Regions from separate parts of the Homo sapiens genome. Here region 2 is linked to region 1. The links are chromatin loops, found by intact Hi-C in ENCODE. Cell type or tissue: sigmoid colon. All regions are shown on one strand. Each heading gives the region's core, and the rest is flanking DNA. Links, peaks and the distances in the headings are about the cores only.

Evidence for each region. A loop is a pair of places that touch in the nucleus more often than their neighbours do. Peaks named below come from ENCODE experiments on the same cell type or tissue, not always from the same donor. Only the 100,000 strongest peaks of a DNase experiment are listed, where the experiment ranks them.
Region 2: it touches region 1 in a loop (2.7-fold over the local background); 5 of 110 quality-filtered maps call a loop at or near these places.

The regions. Positions count from the first base shown.
Region 1 is chr19:5,573,072-5,584,163 of GRCh38, reverse strand. It overlaps the pseudogene SNRPEP4. Among named protein-coding and RNA genes, the nearest start is that of TINCR, 11 kb to the right of the region's middle. In sigmoid colon, for the core only: CTCF peaks have their summits at 5,557 and 5,757 (motif pointing right); a DNase peak (open chromatin) is centred at 5,784; H3K27ac peaks cover 157 bases.
Region 2 is chr19:5,220,256-5,231,347 of GRCh38, reverse strand. PTPRS (protein tyrosine phosphatase receptor type S) reads left to right here. Exons shown (of 38, transcript NM_002850.4): 14 at 1-38; 15 at 1,664-1,857; 16 at 2,006-2,032; 17 at 5,504-5,621; 18 at 8,051-8,659; 19 at 9,128-9,225; 20 at 10,095-10,348; 21 at 10,995-11,088. Among named protein-coding and RNA genes, the nearest start is that of PTPRS-AS1, 48 kb to the right of the region's middle. RefSeq lists enhancers at 4,798-5,416, 5,417-6,036. In sigmoid colon, for the core only: a CTCF peak has its summit at 5,239; no DNase peak of the experiment used is centred there; H3K4me3 peaks cover 183 bases.

The DNA.
Region 1 (11,092 bases), core at 1,910-9,909:
CATTACTGTCTGCTTTAGCTGCTTTAACTGGAAGGAGGGAGTAATCATTGTAGTTGCCATATGGGATCTTTACAAAGATTAGTTAATCCACATAAAAAGCTTGGCATACAGTAAATGCTTAATACATGTTGGCAGGCCCTGGGGAGCCCTACAGGAATAGAGCCTCGGGTGCTCATGTTTCACAGGGGCCCTGGCGAAATGCAATGCCAGAGGTCTGGAGGGGGTCCCGGTGAGGAAATGACCAGCTCCAGCCATACAGAAAGAAAACAGCAGAATCAGAATTAAGACCTTATGGCCTGGCGCGGTGGCTCATGCCTCGAATCCCAGCACTTCTGGAGGCTGAGGCGGGTAGGTCACCTGTGGTCAGGAGTTCGAGACCAGCCTGGCCAACATGGGGAAACCCCCATTTCTACTAAAAATACAAATATTAGCCAGGCATGGTGGTGGGTGCCTGTAATCCCAGCTACTCGAGAGGCTGAGGCAGGAGACTTCTTGAACCCTGGGGGGCGGAGGTTGCAGTGAGCCGAGATCGCGCCACTTCACTCTAGTCCCGGGTGAAAGAGCGAAACTCCATCTCAAAAAAAAAAAAAAAAGAAAGAAAAAGTAGAATTAAGACCTTACGAAATGTCTCCACAGCTACAAAATGTGTCAACTTCACCAATTGCTAAATTTTGTATTCATAAAGATTTCATTACATTTCAAAACAGCTCCTAGGTTAGATTTTCTTATTCCCAAGGAACTCCCAAGCCTCCACGATGATTGCCAGTCTCAAATTGCATGCATGACTCCTAGTCACATAATTTCAAAGGCAAAGTTAGAACAGGGCCTTTTGATTCCAAAAAAACCCAACAACCATAAAGTCGACGTTTAACGGGGATGCCGTGCCTTTTAACAGGTTTGCCGGATTGAGGGGCAGGGCTTCCTTGAGTCCCAGTGACCCACGGGAGAGGTGAGGCTGTTCCTACCTGGTCATACGATGGTGACAAATCAGGGTTCGGATTCTGCTCTCACTGCTGGGTGGGTTCAGACCTCAGCCCTTCAGCCATTTCTTTGGTCAGCTGGGTGGACTAGGAGAGCTTTTCTCTTTGTTTTTTGAGATGAAGCCGTGCCGTGTTGCCCAGGCTGGAGTGCAGTGGCACAATCTTGGCTCACTGCAACCTCCGCTTCCCGGGTTCAAGCGATTCTCCTGCTTCAGCCTCCCAAGTAGCTGGGATTACAGGTACCTGCCACCATGCCTGGCTAGTTTTTGTATTTTTAGTAGAGATGGGGTTTCCCCATGTTGGCCAAGCTGGTCTCAAACTCGTGGCCTCGGGTGATTCTCCTGCCTTGGCTTCCCAAAGTGCTGGGATGACAGGCATGAGCCACCACACCCAGCCACGAATTCCTTCACCTTAATCACATCTGCAAGGTCCCTTTGTCTTGGAGACCAATGTGTTCATAGGTCCCAGGGATTAGGACGTGGGCATCCTTGTCCGTCACCCTGGTGTACAACAGAATCCACTTTGGGAAGCACCTGATGTGCTTACCAGTCAAGCAAGTTAGACATCTCTAGTCCCCCTGGCCAGCCACCAATTTATATGAGGACACCTACGGACGCCACACAACATCACCAAACCCAGACATAGCCCAGTGCAGCTCCCTGGGAAACTGGAGTCAATTCCTGGGAAAGTCAAGCGCAGAAGAAGGTTCTGAGCCCGAGGGAGGCTGAGACCCGCCCAGAGGTAGCGAGCCATGGAGCTGAGGCTGCAGCCCGAGGTCCCTTCTCCTCAGCCTCCCCGGTTGTCAGGGCACCCCGTGCCGCGGTCACACGGTGGTGAAGGGATAGGTGTTTGGGGCACCAGTGAGCAAGCTGCGTACGTGAGTGTGTACATAATTTTGCACATGCGCTTGGCCTTTAGAGTTGACCCCAAGGATAACTCTACATGTCCTACAGTGCTTCCAGAGACAGCAATACTGGGCCAGAAACTGCCCCTAAATTACTCCCGGGAGCACCAAGAGCCGCTTCTCCGTACTCCTCAAATCCTCGTGAGATGCAGCTGCCCTGTGTTTGCCTCCACCTGCAAATATTGACACAGCAGCTGCCGGGTTCAGTGGAGCATAAGGTACTGAGGACCCGAGACATTGCCCTCCTGGGAGAGCTTCCTGGGTGGTCTGTGAACCAGGGCCCGGTGGCTCATGCCTGTAATCCCAGCACTTTGGGAGGCTGAGGTGGGAGGATCACTGGAGCCCAGGAGTTTGAGAGCAGTGTGGGTAATGTAGCAAGACCCCATCTGTACAAAAAAATAAAATTGGCTGGGCTGCTGGTGTACACCTGTAGTCCCAGCTACCCACGAGGCTGAGGAGGGAGGATCACTTGGGCTCAGGAGGCAGAGGCTGCAGTGAGCTGTGATCACACCACTGCACTCCAGCCTGGGCGACAGGGCTGTCTCAAAAAAGAACAGCGTGGCACTGGCTGTGACTGAGGAGACCAGCCACACATGCCCAGCCCCTTCAAATTCTGCCCCCTGCAAGAGGTCTCCTCTGACCACTGGATCAGCAGCGCCTCATCACCCTCTGCCTTGTCACACCTGCCTGTCCTCGTGGCTCTGACCACTCGCTAAAGCATTGTTTATTGTCGGCACTCTCCACCACATAAGCATCGTTGGGGCAGGCATCTGCATCTCCCCAGTGCACAGCCTTTTAAAATACAGGTTTTGGCCGGGCGCGGTGGCTCATGCCTGTAATCCCAGCACTTTGGGAGGGTGAGGCGGGTGGATCACCTGAGCTCAGGAGTTTGAGACCAGCCTGGCCAACATGGTGAAACCCCGTCTGTACTAAAAACACAAAAATTAGCCGGGTGTGGTGGTAGGCACCTGTAGTCCCAGCTACTCAGGAGACTGAGACAGGAGAATCGCCTGAACACAGAGATGGAGGGTGCAGTGAGCTGAGGTCGCACCACTGCACTCCAGCCTGTGTGACAGAGCGAGACTCCATAAAAAAAAAAAAAAAAAGCAGGTTTTGGCCGGGCACGGTAGCTCACGCCAGTAGTCCCCGCACTTTGGGAGGGTGAGGTGGGCAGATCACCTGAGGTCAGGAGTTCGAGACCAGCCTGGCCAACATGGTGAAACCCCATCTCTACTAAAAATATGAAAATTAGCTGGGCATGGTGGCGCATGCCTGTAATCCCAGCTACTAAGGAGGCTGAGGCAGGAGAATCGCTTGAACCTGGGAGGCGGAGGTTGCAGTGAGTCAAGATCGCACCACTGCACTCCAGCCTGGGAGACAGAATGAGACTCCATCTCAAAAAAATAAAAAAGTGCTTTATGCAATATCTGGCATACAGTAGGTGCATAGCAAGTGGTTGTGGTTCTTTGAATTTTTTTAGCAAGAGACAGGTCTAAACCAGGGCTTCCCACTCCTTGCCCAACAGAAATCCCTCCCCTCTGCCCTTTAAGAAATTAAGTGTGGCCCATAGACTTAGGGAAGGGGAATCGCTGGGCTCGATTTCTACTGCAGCTGTAATCTATAATGTTGCATTACAGTTTTTAAAACAAGAGGCCCCTCTTTGGCCTCTCAAATGCTGCACGCTGTGGAGTTAAGTGCTGGAAGCCACTGATGGTGTCTCTCGGCTTCTTCCAGTCTTGGAATCATAGCCACCTCGTGCCAACGAGCTGTGAAACTACTGGGGTGCCCCGTGTACCCAGCCACAGAAAACGCATATCAGGCCTCGCGGGGAGCTCGTAAAAGGCACTGAAGCTTCCCCTGCGTGTATGCTGCCGGCCACAGCAGACCAAATATTTACAGACTCAGCTGAAATGAAACCCAGCAGGGTGGATCTCACAGGTGGTCCGGGAAAGGTCCCCATTGCTGGGGAAACAGTGCACAGAGCAGGAAGGAAACCCACTTGGCCAAGGCCCCCTGCCAAGCAAGTCAAGATGAAATCCAGGCTCAAGAGCTGGGCTCTGAGTCCTTTGTTTTCTTGCTTATTTAGCTTAGCAAATGCTTCTTGGGTACTTACTGCGAGCAGGGCTCCATGGCAGAGATGCAGCCATGACTGAGACAAGCCTGCAGGTTCCTGTTGTCTGGGGGTGGAATGAGACTGGCTTCTTGGAGGAGGGGACTGGACAGACCTAAGCCATGAGGAGTGAAGGAGCCCCAGAAGGGCTTTCCAGAAGAAGAAACAGGGTGTGCAGAAGCCCCCAGGAAGGAAAGGACACGCCTCCCACCCTTTTTTTTGTTTTTCGGAGCGATGGGATCTTGCTCTGTTGCCCAGGCTGGAGTACAACGGCGCGATCATAGCTCACTGCAACCTTGAGCTCCTGGAAGTAATCCTCATGCCCCAGCCTCCTGAGCAGCTGGGACTCCAGGCATGAGCCATGCACCTGGCCTAGCACCTTTGAGCAACAGAGCAGGCAGGAACATGGGGACCTGGGGCCGCAGTGGCTGATCAGGGATGGGACCACCAGCCTGTAGGGTTTCTTCTTCTTGAGAAGAAGAGAGCCAGCCCTCCTCGAAGGGTTTGAGGGTAACACTCAAATGTCTCTCTTCAGGCCTTTCCTTGCTTGAGATCCAAATCCTCACTGTCCCCGTGTCCCCGGTCTCCCCATGCCATGACCACTTTCACCTCCAGGAAGCTAGAACCAGCCAGCCCTGGGGAAGGAGGGGCGAGCCACACTGGACTCAGGGCCCTGGCTCTGTTTGGACAAAGACACAGCAGGGGGGGCCACAAGCCGCCTCCAGTTTTGGGATCCCTGCTCCAAAGACCAGAACATAGGAGCAAGCAGGCTGGCAGAACTGGTGGGCACAGCTGGGCATGGTGCCTCACACCTGTACTCCAAGCACTTTGGGAGGCCGAGGCAGGCAGATCACTTGAGACCAGCCTGGTCAACATGGTGAAACTCCATCTCTACTAAAAACACAAAAATTAGCCAGGTGTGGTGGTGCACGCCTGTAATCCCAGCTACTCGGGAGGCTGAGGCAGGAGAATCACTTGAATCTGGGAGGTGGAAGTTACAGTGAGCTGAGATCACACCACTGCACTCCAGTCTGGGCAACAGAGCGAGACTCTGTATTAAAAAATAGATATAATTAGCCAGGCACGGTGGCTCATGTCTGTAATCCCAGCACTTTGGGAGGCTGAGGTGGGTGGATCACCTGAGGTCAGGAGTTCGAGATCAGCCTGGTCAACATGGCAAAACCTTGTCTCTACTAGAAATACAAAAATTAGCAGGGCATGGTGGCGCATGCCTGTAATCCCAGCTACTCGGGAGGCTGAGGCAGGAGAATCTCTTGAACCTGGGAGGTGGAGGTTGCAGTGAGCTGATGTTGCACCACTGCACTCCAGCCTGGGCGACAGAGTGAGAGTCCGTTGGGTATCACACCCCCACTCACTCAGCCCCTGGCTGAGTCATAGCAGGTGGACACTCATGGGGACCAAGACGCCGTTGAGGGACGGGACCCAAGAGATGCGGCTATAAGTGGGGTGTGCTGGGTCACTGGAGATGCCTGGCTTGCTTATTGACGAAGCCTCAGGCTCTGGAGGTGGGGGAAGCCGTGGGGGAGGGAAGGGGAGAAAAAAGAGGGATGGAGAGATAAAGACACCGAGACACAGAAAAAGAGAGATTCAGGGAGAAGAGAGACAGAGACTGAGACACAGAGTGAAACAGACGCACACACACAGGGACGCAAATAGACAAAAGCAGAAACAGATGAACCCAGGACCTGCACAGATGTGGATCTGCACTTGGGGCAGCCGGGCCCTCTACTCCATGTGCCCACTAGGTGGCGCCCAAGAGCCACGCTCTGCAACGCAGCCGACCCGGTTGGGCCCCTCCTGCCGCGGAAGCCCCCATCTCTCTGCCCGCCCAGCGTTTCCCCCACGGGCCCAACACCACCTTTGTGGGAGGCCCTGGAGGCGCAGGTGGAGGCTGGAATGGGGGCTTCCTCAAGGGTCGAGGGTCTCCAGAGCCTCCCAACCCGGCCCCCGGTAGGCGAAGGCCCTGGTTGTGTCTGTGCTTCTCTTAGAGTGAGTTTGTATTGGTCTCAGGAGTGGACGTGCCTGCTTCTGTCTTGGGGTGTGGATCTGGTGAATCTCCGTGTGTGAGGCTTAAGGCCGTGTGTCTCTCTGTGTGCATCTGTGTTTGTCATGGGGCGTGTGTCCGTGTGTGTCTGTGTTTGCTCTGGGGGGCATGTGTCTCTGCGCATGTGACTACGTGTCTCATTTTTCTCTTGCTACATATCATGGCTGTATTTGCCTTGGGTGTGTCTGTGTCTCTGTGTGACTGACTTCTCCTCATGCTGTGTACATTTTGGTGTATCCGGGCTGGCGAGTGACTTGATGTGTGCCTCATGTCTCCGCCCCCCTTGGAAAGCTGCCTCTCCCGCCCCTGCTCACCTTTCCTGGCGGCTCTGTATAGAGTCACCAAAGAATTCAAGAACTGAAATATTTATGAAGTGCTTCCTGGGGTCCCCTGGAGAGACAGGAGCGACTGTTCATGGAGCTGTGTGTCTGTGGGTCTGACCAAACGAGATTTAGATCCTGCTCAAACTAAGCACCTACTATGTGCCAGGCCTTGGCTCGGGTACTGCCTTCATGCTATGCATTCAGTTTCCTCATCTGTAAAATGGGCCTGATATTCGGCCGGGCGCGGTGGCTCATGCCTGTAATCCCAGCACTTTGGGAGGCCGAGGCGGGCGGATCACAAGGTCAGGAGATCGAGATCATCCTGGCTAATACGGTGAAACCCCGTCTCTACTAAAAATACAAAAAATTAGGGCCGGGCGCGGTGGCTCACGCCTATAATCCCAGCACTCTGGGAGGCCGAGGCGGGCGGATCACGAGGTCAGGAGATCGAGACCATCCTGGCTAACACGGTGAAACCCTGTCTCTGCTAAAAGTACAAAAAATTAGGGCCAGGCGCGGTAGCTCACGCCTGTAATCTCAGCACTCTGGGAGGCCAAGGCAGGCAGATCACGAGGTCAGGAGATTGAGACCATCCTGGCTAACATGGTGAAACCCCGTCTCTGCTAAAAAAAAATAGCTGGGCGTGGTGGCGGGCGCCTGTAGTCCCAGCTACTTGGGGGGCTGAGGCAGGAGAATGGCCTGAACCCGGGAGGCGGAGCCTGCAGCGAGCCGAGATCGCGCCACTGCACTCCAGCCTGGGCAACAGAGTGAGACTCTGTCTCAAAAAACAAAACAAAACAAAATAAATTATAAAAAAAAAAAAAAAATGGGTGAAATTCCACCATGGCGTACCGTGGCCAGGGCCAGAAAGTGCAGAAGGTTATGGTGCAGCCCATCAGCCTCATCTTCAGATACTTACAAAATAGATCGCGGATTCAGGTGTGGCTCTATGAGCAAGTGAATATGCGGATAGAAGGCTGTATCATTGGTTTTGATGAGTATATGAACCTTGTATTAGATGATGCAGAAGAGATTCATTCTAAAACAAAGTCAAGAAAACAACTGGGTCGGATCATGCTAAAAGGAGGTAATATTACTCTGCTGCAAAGTGTCTCCAACTAGAAATGATCAATGAAGTGAGAAATTGTTGAGAAGGATACAGTTTGTTTTTAGATGTCCTTTGTCCAATGTGAAGATTTATTCATATTGTTTTGATTACCGTTGTGTTACTACAAGATGGCAATAAATACTATGGGATTGTTTGTGTTAAAAAAAATGGGCTTGATATTAGCATCTATCTCATAGCATTGCTATGAGGTGAGTTGAGGTTTATAAAACCTTGAACACTCCTGGAGCATGCTAAAGACTCAATGTGATAAATTATCTCAGGCTGGGTGTGATGGCTCACGCCTGGAATCCCAGCACTTTGAGAGGCCAAGGTGGGCAGATTAGTTTTGAGCCCAGGAGTTCGAGACCAGTCTGGGCAACATGGCAAAACCCTGTCTCTACAAAATAATAATTATAATAATAATAACAATAACAACAATAATAATAATAATACAATAATTAGCCACGCGGGATGGTGTGCACCTATAGTCCCAGCTACTCGGGAGGCTGAGGTGGGAGGATCACTTGAGCCCAGGAGGCGGAGGTTGCAGTGAGCTGAGATCACGCCGCTCTGCTCCAGCCTGGGTGACACAGAGCCAGACCTTCCCTCAAAGAAAAAAAAAAAAAAGGAAAAATCACCTCATTTAATTCTAATAACTACAAGCACATCTATTAACCTATGGGTCAGTGGGGAGCCCCTGAGAATTCTTCACTCACTGCTAAGAACTTGAGGGTTGTCAAAAAGGCCTAAATAGATTGGATGCTTGGACGTCTGTCTGCATAAAAACTTTCCTTTTAGCTCAGCTCAGCGGTTCTCAAACTTCAGAAAACTGAGTAGACGGGATCATGCTGGGTATAAAAATCAGGGGCATGAGTTGTTTCAGACATTGGGAACTCAGCGGTGAATAGAACAGACAAAATAGCCGTTGGGGAGTTTCTGTTCTGATGGGGAAAAGATAATAAATGAGGTTGTCACTCAACAAATGTGAGTCATTATGGTTATTTTCCATCAAAGACTTTCAATATACTTTGCCATTTCGCCCTCCAGAAAGATGGGACTTGGTACTAACTTATCCCAGCAATGTATGCAAGTGCTCACTGCCTTGTACCTTCACAAAAACTATTATTGGATCTTTTTGTCAAATATTAGAGTGGTGAAATTCTTTTTTTTTTTTTGAGACGGAGTTCACTCTTGTTGCCCAGGCTGGAGTGCAATGGCACAATCTCGGCTCACCGCAACCTCCACCTCCCAGGTTCAAGCACTTCTCTTGCCTCAGCCTCCCGAGTAGGTGGGATTACAGGCATGCGCCACCATGCCCGGCTAATTTTGTATTTTTAGTAGAGACAGGGTTTCTCCATATTGGTCAGGTTGGTCTCGAACTCCCGACCTCAGGTGATCCACCCGTCTCAGCCTCCCAAAGTGCTGGGATTACAGGCATGAGCCACCGTGCCCAGCAGTGAAATTCTTTTTTCAAGTCTTTTACAATTTCCCACCTATGTCTTTTGTGTGTCCAAAGTGTATGCACGTTCTTTGCACATGTTGCTTTATTTTTATTGATTTCTAACAACTCTTTATATATGAGGAATGCTACTTTGTTTAAACATGTTGGTGGCAGATAGCCTTTGTTTCTAATAGAATGAGGCTAGAAAAACACAACTTGCCAATAGGGACCACCATAAACCTTCATTTGCCCAACAAACATCCTGCGTGTGAATCAATCAATCCCTTCCTTCCTTCCTTCCTTCCTTCCTTCCTTCCTTCCTTCCTTCCTTCCCTCCCTCCCTCCCTCCTTCCTTTCTTTTCTCCCTCCCTCCTTCTTTCCTTCCTCTCCTCCCTTCCTCCCCCCTCTCTTCCTTCCTTCCTTTAGATGGAGTTTTGCTCTTGTCGCCCAGGCTGGAGTGCAGTGGTACAATCTTGGCTCACTGCAACCTGCGCCTCCTAGGTTCAAGTGATTCTCCTGCCTTAGCCTCCAGAGTAGCTGGGATTACAGGCACCCGCCACCACAACCGGGATTACAGGTGTGTGCCTGTAGTCCCAGCTACTCAGGAGGCTGAGGTGGGAGGATCGCTTGAGCCTGGGAGGTTGAGGCTGCAGTGAGCCATGGTCATGCCACTGTACTCCAGCCTGGGCAACAGAGTAAGATCCTGTTTCATAAAGTAAAATAAGATAAAATAAAATAATAGCATAGGCCAGCCGGGCACAGTGGCTCAATGCCTGTAATTCCAGCACTTTGGGAGGCCGAGGCGGGTGGATCACGAGATCAGGAGATCAAGACCATCCTGGCCAACATGGTGAAACCCCGTCTCTACTAAAAATACAAAAAATTAGCTGGGCATGGTGGCGGGCGCCTGTAGTCCCAGCTACTCGGGAGGCTGAGGCAGGACAATGGCGTGAACCCGGGAGGCGGAGCTTGCAGTGAGCCAAGATCGTGCCACTGTACTCCAGCCTGGGCAACAGAGCAAGACTCTGTCTCAAAAAAATAAATAAATAAATAAAAATAAATAATAATAATAATATAGGCCAGAATGCCTGTTCATCAGAGGCTGGGCAGCAGGGAGAAGTGTGGGTTGGGGGGGGCTGCATATTCCACCAATCCTGTAGGCAAATAGGGAAGGAGGGTGGGTGCCAGGCCCACTTGCCCCCATCTGTAACATATCCACTGCCCTTAGCATTGCCACATTCTGGAATTATAGATACTTTGCCTCTTGTAATGTAGAAGAGATTTCTTTCTTTCTTTTTTTTTTTTTTTTTCGAGAGAGGGTCTTGCTCTGTTGCCCAGGCTGGAGTGCAGTGGTGCAATCATAGCTCACTGCAGCCTCCAACTCCTGGTCTCAGGTGATCCACTTGCCTCAGTCTCCTGAGTAGCTGGGACTACGGGGGCGCACACCACCACGCCCAGCTAATTTTAAAATTCTGGCCGGGCATGGTGGCTCATACCTGTAATCCCAGCACTTTGGGAGACTGAGGCAGGCGGATCACTTAAGATCAGGAGTTCGAGACCAGCCTGGCTAACATGGTGAAACCCCGTGTCTACTAAAAATATAAAAATTAGCCTGGCGTGGTGGCGCATGCCTCTAACCTCAGCTACTCAGGAGGCAGGAGAATCGCTTGAACCTGGGAGGTGGAGGTTGCAGTGAGCTGAGTTCGTGCCTAGGTGAAAAGACACTCCAGCCTACGTGAAAGAGTGAGACTCCGTCTCAAAAAAAAAAAAAAAAATTGTAGAGTCAGGGCCTTGCTATGTGGCTTAGGCTAGTCTTAAAATCCTGGCCTCAAGCGATCCTCCTGCCTCGGCCTCCCAAAGTGCTGGGATTACAGGCAAGAGCCACCATGCCCGGACTCTGGCCCATTTTAAAAAGCCTATTCCTCTTGCTTCCTGCTGAACTTTATTAAAACTTACTACTGCAGCTTTTTCTCCCCTAAGACAGCCAGAGGGGATGTATGGTGATTACCGCTCAGAGCCCCCACCCACCCACTAGAGAGCTCTGAGATTCCACATTGTTCAGGAGGACTGAACACCAGCTGTTCTAAGATCCTAAGTGTCTACATGTTCAGTGATCCCACGATTCTGAGCCTCCAGACTCCAGAGCTCAGGGATTCTCTGA
Region 2 (11,092 bases), core at 1,884-9,883, 350 kb after region 1:
CGAGAGCTCGCCCGTGGTCGTCCGCACCGACGAGGATGGTAAGTACCTGCCCCAGGCCCGGGACCCCCCGCAGGCCCCAGCCCGGCCCCCGCCTCGAAGCCTTCCATCTGGAAACCTGGGCTGGTGGTCAAAGGGCGGAAGCCTCACTCGGAGGAAGTCGGGAAGCAAGCAGCCTCCCCGAGAAATCCGGGGCTCCTTGACTTTGGAATTGGCGATTCTAGACATGGGCAGGCTTAGCTCTGCAGCATCTGCTCCCAGAGCCTCGTGCCTGGACAGTTTCGCTGGCTGCCCTCTATTTTGGTGGAACAGTGGAAACCTTTGGAAATGGGGTGGAGGAAGTGGCAAATAGCACCTGCAACAACAATGTGCTGATCATGGTTAACCAGCTCCCCGGGTGGATGGAGACCAGTTTGTGTAGCATTGGCCAATTTCCATGGTGTAAATGTTCCCGTCCTCACCCATTTCAAGTTAGCAGCAAGTTTGAAGCTGGAAAGCAAGGCAGTGGTCCTAGCTTGGAGTCACGTGGTCGAAGCCTAGATCATGGAGAGAAATGACAGACACCTTTCCCAATAAAATTGCAACTTCTTGGCCAAGCACAGTGGCTCATGCCTGTAATCCCAGCACTCTGAGAGGCCAAGGCAGGAGGATCATATGAGTCTCGGAGTTTGAGACCAGCCTAGGCAACATAGTGAGACCCCATTCCTCCAAAAACATTTTTAAAACATAGCCAAGCATGGTGGCATGCACATGTAGTCTCAGCTACTCAAGACGCTGAGGTGCGGGGATTGCTGGGCATAGCAGTTTGAGGCTGCAATGAGCTGTGATCATACCCCTGCACTCCAGCCTGGGTGACAGAGTGAGACCCCATCTCTACAAAAACGTATTAGCTGAGCATGGTGGCACAGGCCTGTAGTTGCAGCTACTTGGGAGGCTGAGGTGGGAGGATCGCTTAAGCCCAGGAGTTCAAAGCTGCAGTGAGCCGTGATCCTGCCACTGCATGCCAGCCTAGGTGACAGAGTAAGAGAACCTGTCTCAAAAATATTTCAGCCTCTTGGTCCTGGGAACCTGATTCGTTTTCTGAGCCATTTGCCTTTGTTTCGTTGGACAGCCCCATTATGTCCTAAGCCCAGAGAAGAAATGAAGCAGCTCTTCTTTATGCCAAACCCTGGGGTGGGTGAAAAAGATCCTGAGTGCCAAGTGGGCCACCTGCCTGCTTGGGTATTTAGGAACATACAGCTGGACTGCCTGGTGCAAATCCTGGCTTTGCCTCTTGCTAAGGCTGTGATCACAGAATCAACTCTCTAGGATTCAATTTCCCCAAATGTAAAATGAGAATGACAGGAGACCCTATCTTGCAGGGTTATGATGAGGATGGAAGCAGTGTAGGGTGAAGAAGAGGGTGTCTGGAGGCCCTGGGAAGGTGGTTTAGACTCGGGGGGGGGCAGCCTGGATCCATGGGGCGCACCTTCAGGGGCCCCTCCCAGGGCTGTGGGGGGTGTGCAGGAGGCCATGTCCTCCCGCCCGGTGGTGAGCGCTAAGAGCGCCCAGTTATTCACCGGCAGCCACTCGGCATCCTGGAATCGGACAGTGGCACTGCCCGGGGCAGGGCCGGGCGCCCTGGTAACGGCTCCGCCCGCCCCTCCCCTCCCCTCCCGCCCGCCAGTGCCCAGCGCGCCGCCGCGGAAGGTGGAGGCGGAGGCGCTCAACGCCACGGCCATCCGCGTGCTGTGGCGCTCGCCCGCGCCCGGCCGGCAGCACGGCCAGATCCGCGGCTACCAGGTCCACTACGTGCGCATGGAGGGCGCCGAGGCCCGCGGGCCGCCGCGCATCAAGGACGTCATGCTGGCCGATGCCCAGGTGGGCGGGGGGCCGGGGCGGGGCCGGGGACGGGCTCCGGGCGGGGACGGGCCCTTGCGCTCCCCCCACCTCTGCTTCTCTTTCTCCATCTCTGGCCTCCCCCGCTCACCTTCCTCCTCTCTCCCCTGCCGCCTCCTCCCGCGCTCAGTGGGAGACGGATGACACGGCCGAATATGTAAGTAGCGCCCCTGGCCACCCACCTACTGCTGTGCGCTTCCCGCGGGCCGTGCTGTGCTGTGACTCCTGCACGCCCCTTATCATCAGTAGTAAAACGGTCTCCTCCTCTGGGCCCTCCCATGCGCCCCTCGCTCTCCCATTACCTCTTGGAGCGCCCAGCCTCGATGTTTGCACCAGGGAAATGGGATACTCGGACCACTGTGCGCCCCAGGGGGCAGACCCGAGGGTGGCTTGAGCAACAGGACCTGAGGGTCGTCCCTGAATCCTCTCACCCTGATGGCTCCTGCCATTGGTGGGGCTTAAGCCTCCTGGGTCCTTCTCCTGCCCGTAGTCATTTCTCCTGTGAGTATGTCTCCTCTCCTGTTGACCCAGCCCCACCCTTTACTGTCACTCAATTCAGCCCTGTCTGGCCTAGAAATGCCTCTCTCTGGATATGCTGTCGTCTTCATTCTGGCCCCCGGGTGATGAGAGGTGTCAGCGGGGCCAGAGTGGGGAAGGATGTCTGTGATAGCCTGGTTACAACCCCACAATGCTTTAAACCAGAGAGGAATTGCTGTGTGACTTGGGGCAAGTTGCTACCTCTCTCTGGACTACCTCTCTGCCCCTAAAACGGGAGTACCAGTCTCTGCTGAGAACCCCAGGTCTGACATTAAATTGGCACTGGTCCCTTGGCTGGGCGTGGTGGCTCATGCCTGTAGTCCCAGCACTTTGGGAGGTTGAGGCAGGTGGCTCACCTGAGGTCAGGAGTTCAAGACCAGCCTGGCCAACAGGGCAAAACCCCTTCTCTACTAATAATACGAAACAGCCTGGTGTGGTGGCAGGCACCTGTAATTCCAGCTACTCGGGAGGCTGAGGCAGGAGAATCGTTTGAACCTGGGAGGCAGAGGTTGCAGTGAGCCAAAATGGCACCACTGCGGTCCAGCCTGGTCAGCAGAGGGAGACCCTGTCTCTTTTTTTTTTTTTTTTCTCCAGACGGAGTCTCACACTATCGCCCGGGCTGGAGTACAGTGGCGCCATCTCGGCTCACTGCAACCTCCACCTCCTGGGTTCAAACAATTCTCCTGTCTCAGCCTCCCGAGTGGCTGGGATTACAGGCATGAGCCACTGGTCCTGGCTGATCCTGTCTCTAATAAACAAACAAACAGGCACTGGTCCCACATGCTCTGATGCCTCCCATCTCTCACCCACACTGGATCTAGAGGGAATGTTCCCACCTGGGCTTCAACTCTGCTCTTCTCGCAGAGACCCTGGGAGGGATGGACTGTGAGGCTCAGGGGTAGGAGACCCTGTTTGTGCATCCCCGTCACCCCTCCTTATCCCCTTGGCCTGGGTCTACCCCACAGTTCCCAGGCATGCCGGCCTGTGCTTGGGGGGGTGCGTGTGTGCTTGCAGACATGGGCACACATGATGCTGTGATCGTGTGCACAGGTGTTGTGCAAGTCCGCGTGCCCGGGAGTGTTCTGTGCTGTCATTCATTGGACGAGCACTCACTTATTGAGCACCTACTATGTGCTAGATGCTGAGGATGTGGTGGTGACAAGAGCCCCTCCTCCCTAACAGTCATACTCAGTGAGAGGGATGTTAATCGGAACAAAACACACATCGGCAGGGCATGGTGGCTCACGCCTGTAATCCCAGCACTTTGGGAGGCCAAGACGGGTGGATCAGCTGAAGTCAGGAGTTCGAGACCAACCTGACCAACATGGTGAAACCCTGTCTCTACTAAAAATACAAAACCAGGCGTGGTGGCGCATGCCTGTAATCCTAGCTACTCGGGAGGCTGAGGCAGGAGAATTGCTTGAACTAGGGAGGCAGAGGTTGCAGTGAGCTGAGACCATGCCATTGCACTCCAGCCTGGGCAACAAGAGCGAAACTCTATGTCCAAAAAAAAAAAAAAAAATTGTTACAGCTGTGGTGGGGATGGGGTTTAGACAGTGAAATAAACATTTAAAAATCAGCTCTCAGCCAGGCACAGTGGCTCACGCCTGTAATCCCAGCACTTTGGGAGGCAGAGGCAGGCGGATCACTTGAGCCCAAAGTTTAAGACCAGCCTGGGCAACATGGCAAGATCCCATCTCTACAAAAAATATAAACATCATTAGCCAGGCATGTGGTGGTGCACGTCTGTATTCCCAGCTACTTGGGAGGCTAAGGCGGGAGGATCACTTGAGCTCAGGAGGTCAAGGCTGCAGTGAGCTATGATTACACCCTGCACTCCAGCCTGGGCGACAGGGTGAGACCCTGTCTCAATAAGATAAAAGAGTAAAAATCAGCTCTCTGGGTGGGCAGGAGGGGGCAGTCCTGTTTTGTAGCATTGGACCGTTTCCATGGTGTAAATACTTCCCACCATGTCAATTTCAAGCTACCGGGGAGGTGCCCAGTAGCCCATAATCATGTATTCCTACTCTACAGATGCAATAGACAAGATGATCTCAAAGCAGTAACCATACAGATACCCACAGAGAACAGTAACCCTAGTGAAATAACTAGATTTGCTGTATTTATTGCCTTTGCTTTCAATATAACTTAGTTGATTGTAAGTTTATACAGTTTATTTATTTATTTTTGAGACAGTCTTGCTCTGTCACCCAGGCTGGAGTACAGTGCCACGATGTTGGCTCACTGCAACCTCCGCCTCCTGGGTTCAAGTGATCCTCCTGCCTCAGCCACCCCAGTAGCTGGGACTACAGGCATGTGCCACCACGCCTGGCTTTTTTGCTTTTTTTTTTTTTTTTTGGTATTTTTAGTAGAGACGAAGTTTCACCATGTTGGCCAGGCTGGTCTGGAACTCCTGACCTTAAGTGATCCTCCTGCCTTGGCCTCCCAAAGTGCTGGGATTACAGGCGTCAGCCACTGCGCCCAGCCTCGTACAGTTTAATTTTTAATAACAGCTCTGTTTCATAAGTGGCTCACAAAATTCCTGAAAATTTAACCAGCGGCTCTCATGAGTTGGTACCGGGCACCTCCAGCACACCAGTGGGTGTAGACAGGGGGGAAGGCCAGTGCCAAAGGGCCTGAGGCAGGCTGTGCCTGGTGCATTGGAGGAACAGCAAGGAGAGCCCTTTGTGAGCCACAGGGAAGACTTGGGCTTTGACCCCAAGAGAGGTGGGAGCCATGGAGGGCTGTGGGGAGAGCGGGGACGGACCCTGACTCCAGTGCTCACAGGCGCCCTCTGGCTGCTGTGGGGAGGACAGACTGTCGGGGGTGATGGCAAGGAGTGAGGGGAGCGGAGCAGAGAGGACCGAGTTGGTCCTGGCAAGCGACAATGGGCTCGTCCGGCTGGGTTGTTGCATGTACCCTCTGAGCATGGCCATGCCACGTGTCGTGGTCTCTGCATGAGCTCATGTGCACGTCTCCACCCCTGATCCGGGCCCTGCATCCTCCTTGCTTGTTCTCAGCACGGGGAGTGGGGGTGGGTGGGGCTGCTCCCAGCCCCAGCCGTCGTGCTGACCCCCAGCCGTGCCTGCAGGAGATGGTCATCACAAACTTGCAGCCTGAGACCGCGTACTCCATCACGGTAGCCGCCTACACCATGAAGGGCGATGGCGCTCGCAGCAAACCCAAGGTGGTTGTGACCAAGGGAGCAGGTATGCAACCCGCCCTCCTCCCACCCACCAACAGCCCCTTTGCCCCCACTGGCACCAGAGCGTGACTCCAGAGTCCTTGAGCTCACAAGGGCAGGCAGAGGGTGCACCAGGCAGCTGGAACAGTGAGACAAAGGTGTGAGGGCTGCTCAGGTGGGTGTCCAGGGCCCAGCTTGGCCCCCCCCGCCCCTGCCTCCTCCTTTGTCACTCACTTCCTGTCCCCCCGGCTCCCACCAGACAGAAACAGTTAACAGCCACCTCTGACCCCTTTGCCCTCTCAACCTTTACTTGGGCTGTTCCCTCTGCCAGGATACCCCTTCCCCTGCTGGCTGGCTCCTCTTCTGCCTTTAGGTCTCAGCTCAAGGTACACCTGGCCCTGGAAAGCCTTCCCTGATTGCCTCATCCCATAATCTTGATCCTTCTGGGCCCCCTAGTCTCCTGTGCTTCCCCCATCCAGGCTCTGGTCGCCCCGGCTAGGTTGTTATTTCAGGGTGGTGCACCTGTCTTCCCCTACTGCACCAGGAAGCCACCTTTCTCTTGGTGGCCCTGCCTCAGTTTCCCCTTCTAGCCCCTCCATTGTCCCTTCCATCGTCCCCAAGGGGCTGGCTTTTTTTTCCAGCCAAAATGGAGCTGAATTAAGAAAAAGAGGCTGCCGTGAAGATGTAAGGGGAGGGTACACCGGGCGGAGGGCACAGCCCAGAAAAAGACTTGGGGGGTGGGGCGTGGTGGTGGTGGTGGTGGGCGGAACAAGCTCGGGTGTTTCAGGAACAATCGACTGACTTCTGTGGCCTTCATCCCAGTCCCCACACCCACCCTCTCCTCGGGGACCCTTGTAGCCACACCACTGTGTACCCCACCTTTCAGGCCTCCCAGCTGGACACAGCCCCTGCCCTTGTCCACACTATTCCCTTCACGCACCTTGTCTGCGTCCTCCAGCATCCAGCTCTAACGCCACCTCCTCCAAGCAGCCTCCTGTGATCTCTCCCTCCCTTCTTCTAGCCAGCAGGGCACTTCCCTCCTCTCTCAGGGACATTGTATTAGAGCTGTGTTTGCTAAGCAGAAACCACTGCATACGCTGCTCTCCCCACCACCCTGGGTATTCATAGCAGTCCATTCAAGGCCCTGATAAGTCCTGCAGTAGAGAAGTCCATTTTCATGTATACAGCCCAGCTTTCCCCCTTCTTTGCCTGATCCCAGAACCTCTCTCGGCACATTGATTACTACCCAGGCTGTGCGAAACAAAGAGCAGGGGCGGATTTTGGATTTCTTTATGTCCCATGGGTATTGGTCAGGTGCCTGCATTGAGCAAGGGCCAAATCAACAAGGCAGGAGATGGTTGCCTTATTAATGGAAGGAGGAGGGGTTCTCTGAGTCCTCACTTCCTTGCTGTGCTTTATGCGCCCCTAGCCCAGTGCCGGCTCTACACCTTTGCATGGGCCGTTCCCTCTTCCTGGAGCACGATTCCCCCAGATCTTCTCGTGGTTCCCTCTCTTTCTTCTTTCAAGTCTTTGCTTCTTAAGTGAGGCTTTCTTGAGACCTACTTTTATTTTTAAGACGGAGTCTTGCTCTGTTGCCCGGGCTGGAGTGCAGTGGCACGATCTTGGCTCCCTGCAACCTCTGCCTCCTGGGTTCAAGTGATTTTCCTGCCACAGCCTCCTGAGTAGCTGGGATTACAGGCGTGCACCACCACCCCCGGCTCATTTTTGTATTTTTAGTAGAGACAGGGTTTCACCATGTTGGCCAGGCTGGTCTCGAACTCCTGACCTGAAATGATCTGCCCATCTCAGCCTCCCAAAGTGCTGGGATTACTTACAGATGTGAGCCACCACACCCAGCCTTGAGATCCACTTTTAAAAATCACAACCCCAGGCTGGGCACGGTGGCTCACACCTGTAATCCCAGCACTTTGGGAGGCTGAGGCGGGTGGATCACCTGAGGTCAGGAGTTCAAGACCAGCCTGGCCAATATGGCGAAACCCCATCTCTACTAAAAATACAAAATTACCCAGGCGTGGTGGTGTGTACCTGTAATCCCAGCTGCTCGGGAGGCTGAGGCAGGAGAATCCCTTGAACCCGGGAGGCAGAGCTTGTAGTGAGCCGAGATGGGGCTACTGCACTTCAGCCTGGGCAACAGAGCAAGATTCTGTCTCAAAAAAAAAAAAAAAAAAAATCACAACCGCAGCTGGGTGCAGTGGCCTTATAATCCTAGCACTTTGGGAGGCCGAGGCAGGAAGCTCACTTGAGCCCAGGAGTTCGAGGCTGCAGTGAGCCGTGATCTCACCATTGCACTCCAGGCTGGGCAACAGAGTAAGACCCCCCCCAACTCAAAAAAATGTTATATTGAAGGAAAAGAATTAAAAATACAACCCCACCTTGTGCCTCTGGGCTGGCGGATGGCGCTGGGACCCTGACACCTGCCCCGTATCCCCGCAGTGCTGGGCCGCCCAACCCTGTCGGTGCAGCAGACCCCCGAGGGCAGCCTGCTGGCACGCTGGGAGCCCCCGGCTGGCACCGCGGAGGACCAGGTGCTGGGCTACCGCCTGCAGTTTGGCCGTGAGGACTCGACGCCCCTGGCCACCCTGGAGTTCCCGCCCTCCGAGGACCGCTACACGGCATCAGGCGTGCACAAGGGGGCCACGTATGTGTTCCGGCTTGCGGCCCGGAGCCGCGGCGGCCTGGGCGAGGAGGCAGCCGAGGTCCTGAGCATCCCGGAGGACACGCCCCGTGGCCACCCGCAGATTCTGGAGGCGGCCGGCAACGCCTCGGCCGGGACCGTCCTTCTCCGCTGGCTGCCACCCGTGCCCGCCGAGCGCAACGGGGCCATCGTCAAATACACGGTGGCCGTGCGGGAGGCCGGTGCCCTGGGCCCTGCCCGAGAGACTGAGCTGCCGGCAGCGGCTGAGCCGGGCGCGGAGAACGCGCTCACGCTGCAGGGCCTGAAGCCCGACACGGCCTATGACCTCCAAGTGCGAGCCCACACGCGCCGGGGCCCTGGCCCCTTCAGCCCCCCCGTCCGCTACCGGACGTTCCTGCGGGACCAAGGTAGGCGCGCGGCGACCCCTGCACCAGAGCCGGACCGGGCCTTGCGCCCACCCCCACCCCAGCCCCCTCCCTCTCCCCTGCCCAGGTAAGTGCTCACTTTTCTGCTTCCTCGTGGTCACTCAAGGCAAGTCCGGACCCCGAGGCTCCGGCGTTGGCAAAGGTGGGACGTGCCTCGGTGGCACCACCGCCCCCCACCACTGCCCCCTCCCCTTGCTCCCCTCCCCCCTCTTCCTCCTCCTCCACCTTCTTTCTGCAGCCTCTGCACCCGTGCCGTCTCCCGAAGCAGGGACTTGGGACAGGACAGGGCAGGGCCGGGCCAGGGCCAGGCAGGAAGGCCGTGGGCATGGGCACAGCGGACGACAGGGAGCGCCTGGGCCGCCCCACCCCACCCCGCTTCACGCCACCCAGTGCCAGGCACTCATGGGGCCTCTCTTCTGCTCTCTCCCTGCTCGGCCGCCTCCCCGGCAGTCTCGCCCAAGAACTTCAAGGTGAAAATGATCATGAAGACATCAGTTCTGCTCAGCTGGGAGTTCCCTGACAACTACAACTCACCCACACCCTACAAGGTGCGACTGCCCAGCCAGCAGGCAGGCAGGCAGGCAGGGTCAGGGGTTGTAGTTCAGCAGGGCTTAAGGCTCAGTTTGGAGTTGGTGTGAAGTGAGGGATCAGGGCTCAGTCAGAGATGGGTCTCAGCTAGGATTGAGGCTTAGTCAATACTGGGAATCAGACTTGGGGCCCAGCCTAGGATTGGAGATCAGCTGGAACTGAGGTTCAGTCAATATTGGGGATCAATGTTGGGCTCAGCCTTGGATTGTGGCTTAGCTGGGATTGAGGTTCAGTCTGGGATTAAGATTTAGTCCATATTGGAAATCAGAGTTGGGGCTCAGCCTTAGATCATGGCTTAGCTGGGACTGAGGCATAATCAGGATTGGGACTCAGAGTTGGTACTTAGCCTGAGGTCAGAGTTTAGTCTGGAGTTGGTGCCAAGTCTGGGATCGGGGGTCAGCCTGGGATTGAGGTTCAGTCTGAGATCAGGAATCAGTCTAGGATCAGGTCTCAGAGGTGGGTTTCCACCTAGGGTCAGCGCTCAGCTGGAATTCAGGATCAGTCTGGGTTCAGGGTTCAGTGGGATTGGGGCTCAGTCGGGACTGGGAATTCAGCATGGGATCAGGGCTCAGTCAAAGTGGGCTTCTACCTAGGATCAGGACTCAGCTGGAATTTAGGCACAGTCTGGGGTCAGGGTTCAGTGAGGTTGGGGCTCAGTCAGAGTTGGGGACTCAGCCTGGGATCAGGGATCAGTCAGTGTTAGATTTCTGCCTAGGGCAGGATTCAGTGGGATCAGGGCTCAGTCAGGGTGGGGGACTCATCCTGGAGCTGGGGCTCAGTCCATGGGCATGAGCCCACCAGGCCCTGCTGAGCTAGCCCTGGTCCGCAGATCCAGTACAATGGGCTCACACTGGATGTGGATGGCCGTACCACCAAGAAGCTCATCACGCACCTCAAGCCCCACACCTTCTACAACTTTGTGCTGACCAATCGCGGCAGCAGCCTGGGCGGCCTCCAGCAGACGGTCACCGCCTGGACTGCCTTCAACCTGCTCAACGGCAAGCCCAGCGTCGCCCCCAAGCCTGATGCTGACGGCTTCATCATGGTGTATCTTCCTGACGGCCAGAGCCCCGTGCCTGTCCAGTATGCTCACCCCCATGCTCCGGGTTCCTTGTCACCCCCATCAGCCTACTATATGGCTGGGGCAAGCCACGTGCCCTCTCTGTGCCTCAATTTCCTTGCCTATGAAACACAGACCCTATCAGCCCTAGTTCATGGGGTCATCCAAGATTCAATGCTTCTCATGGGTCATTGTCACTAAATGTGTCCTGTGTCTGCTCTTCTAGCATTTCCTGATACCCCATATGCCTGACCCTCCACTGGGTATTACTAGGGCCCCTGAAAGGATTTGGTTCTGGGCTTCCCAACTAGTGGGGAGGCAAAGCTGAGAGTCCCCAGTGGGGAGAGGAGCACTCTGCCTCAGAGGCAGAGAAGATTTAAGGGCTACAAGGTTATGTGGGCATTGAAGCTGGAGCTTTGAAGGATGTATAGGAGTTTAACAATGAGCATTACATGAAGTAAGCCTTCTACGCAGAAAGTACAGCATCATCCAAGGCCTGGAGGCCTGAGTCAGCAACTGTGGCGTTTGTGGATGGGGCATAGGGGAATAGGCTCATTGTATGAACAGAAGGGAAGACTCAGAGAAACGGCTTCCCCCGTTTGCCCCCATGAAGCATCCCTTGGTCATCCCTATCGACAGCCCCTCTGACTCTTTCCCATCTCCCTACAGGAGCTATTTCATTGTGATGGTGCCACTGCGCAAGTCTCGTGGAGGCCAATTCCTGACCCCGCTGGGTAGCCCAGAGGACATGGATCTGGAAGAGGTGA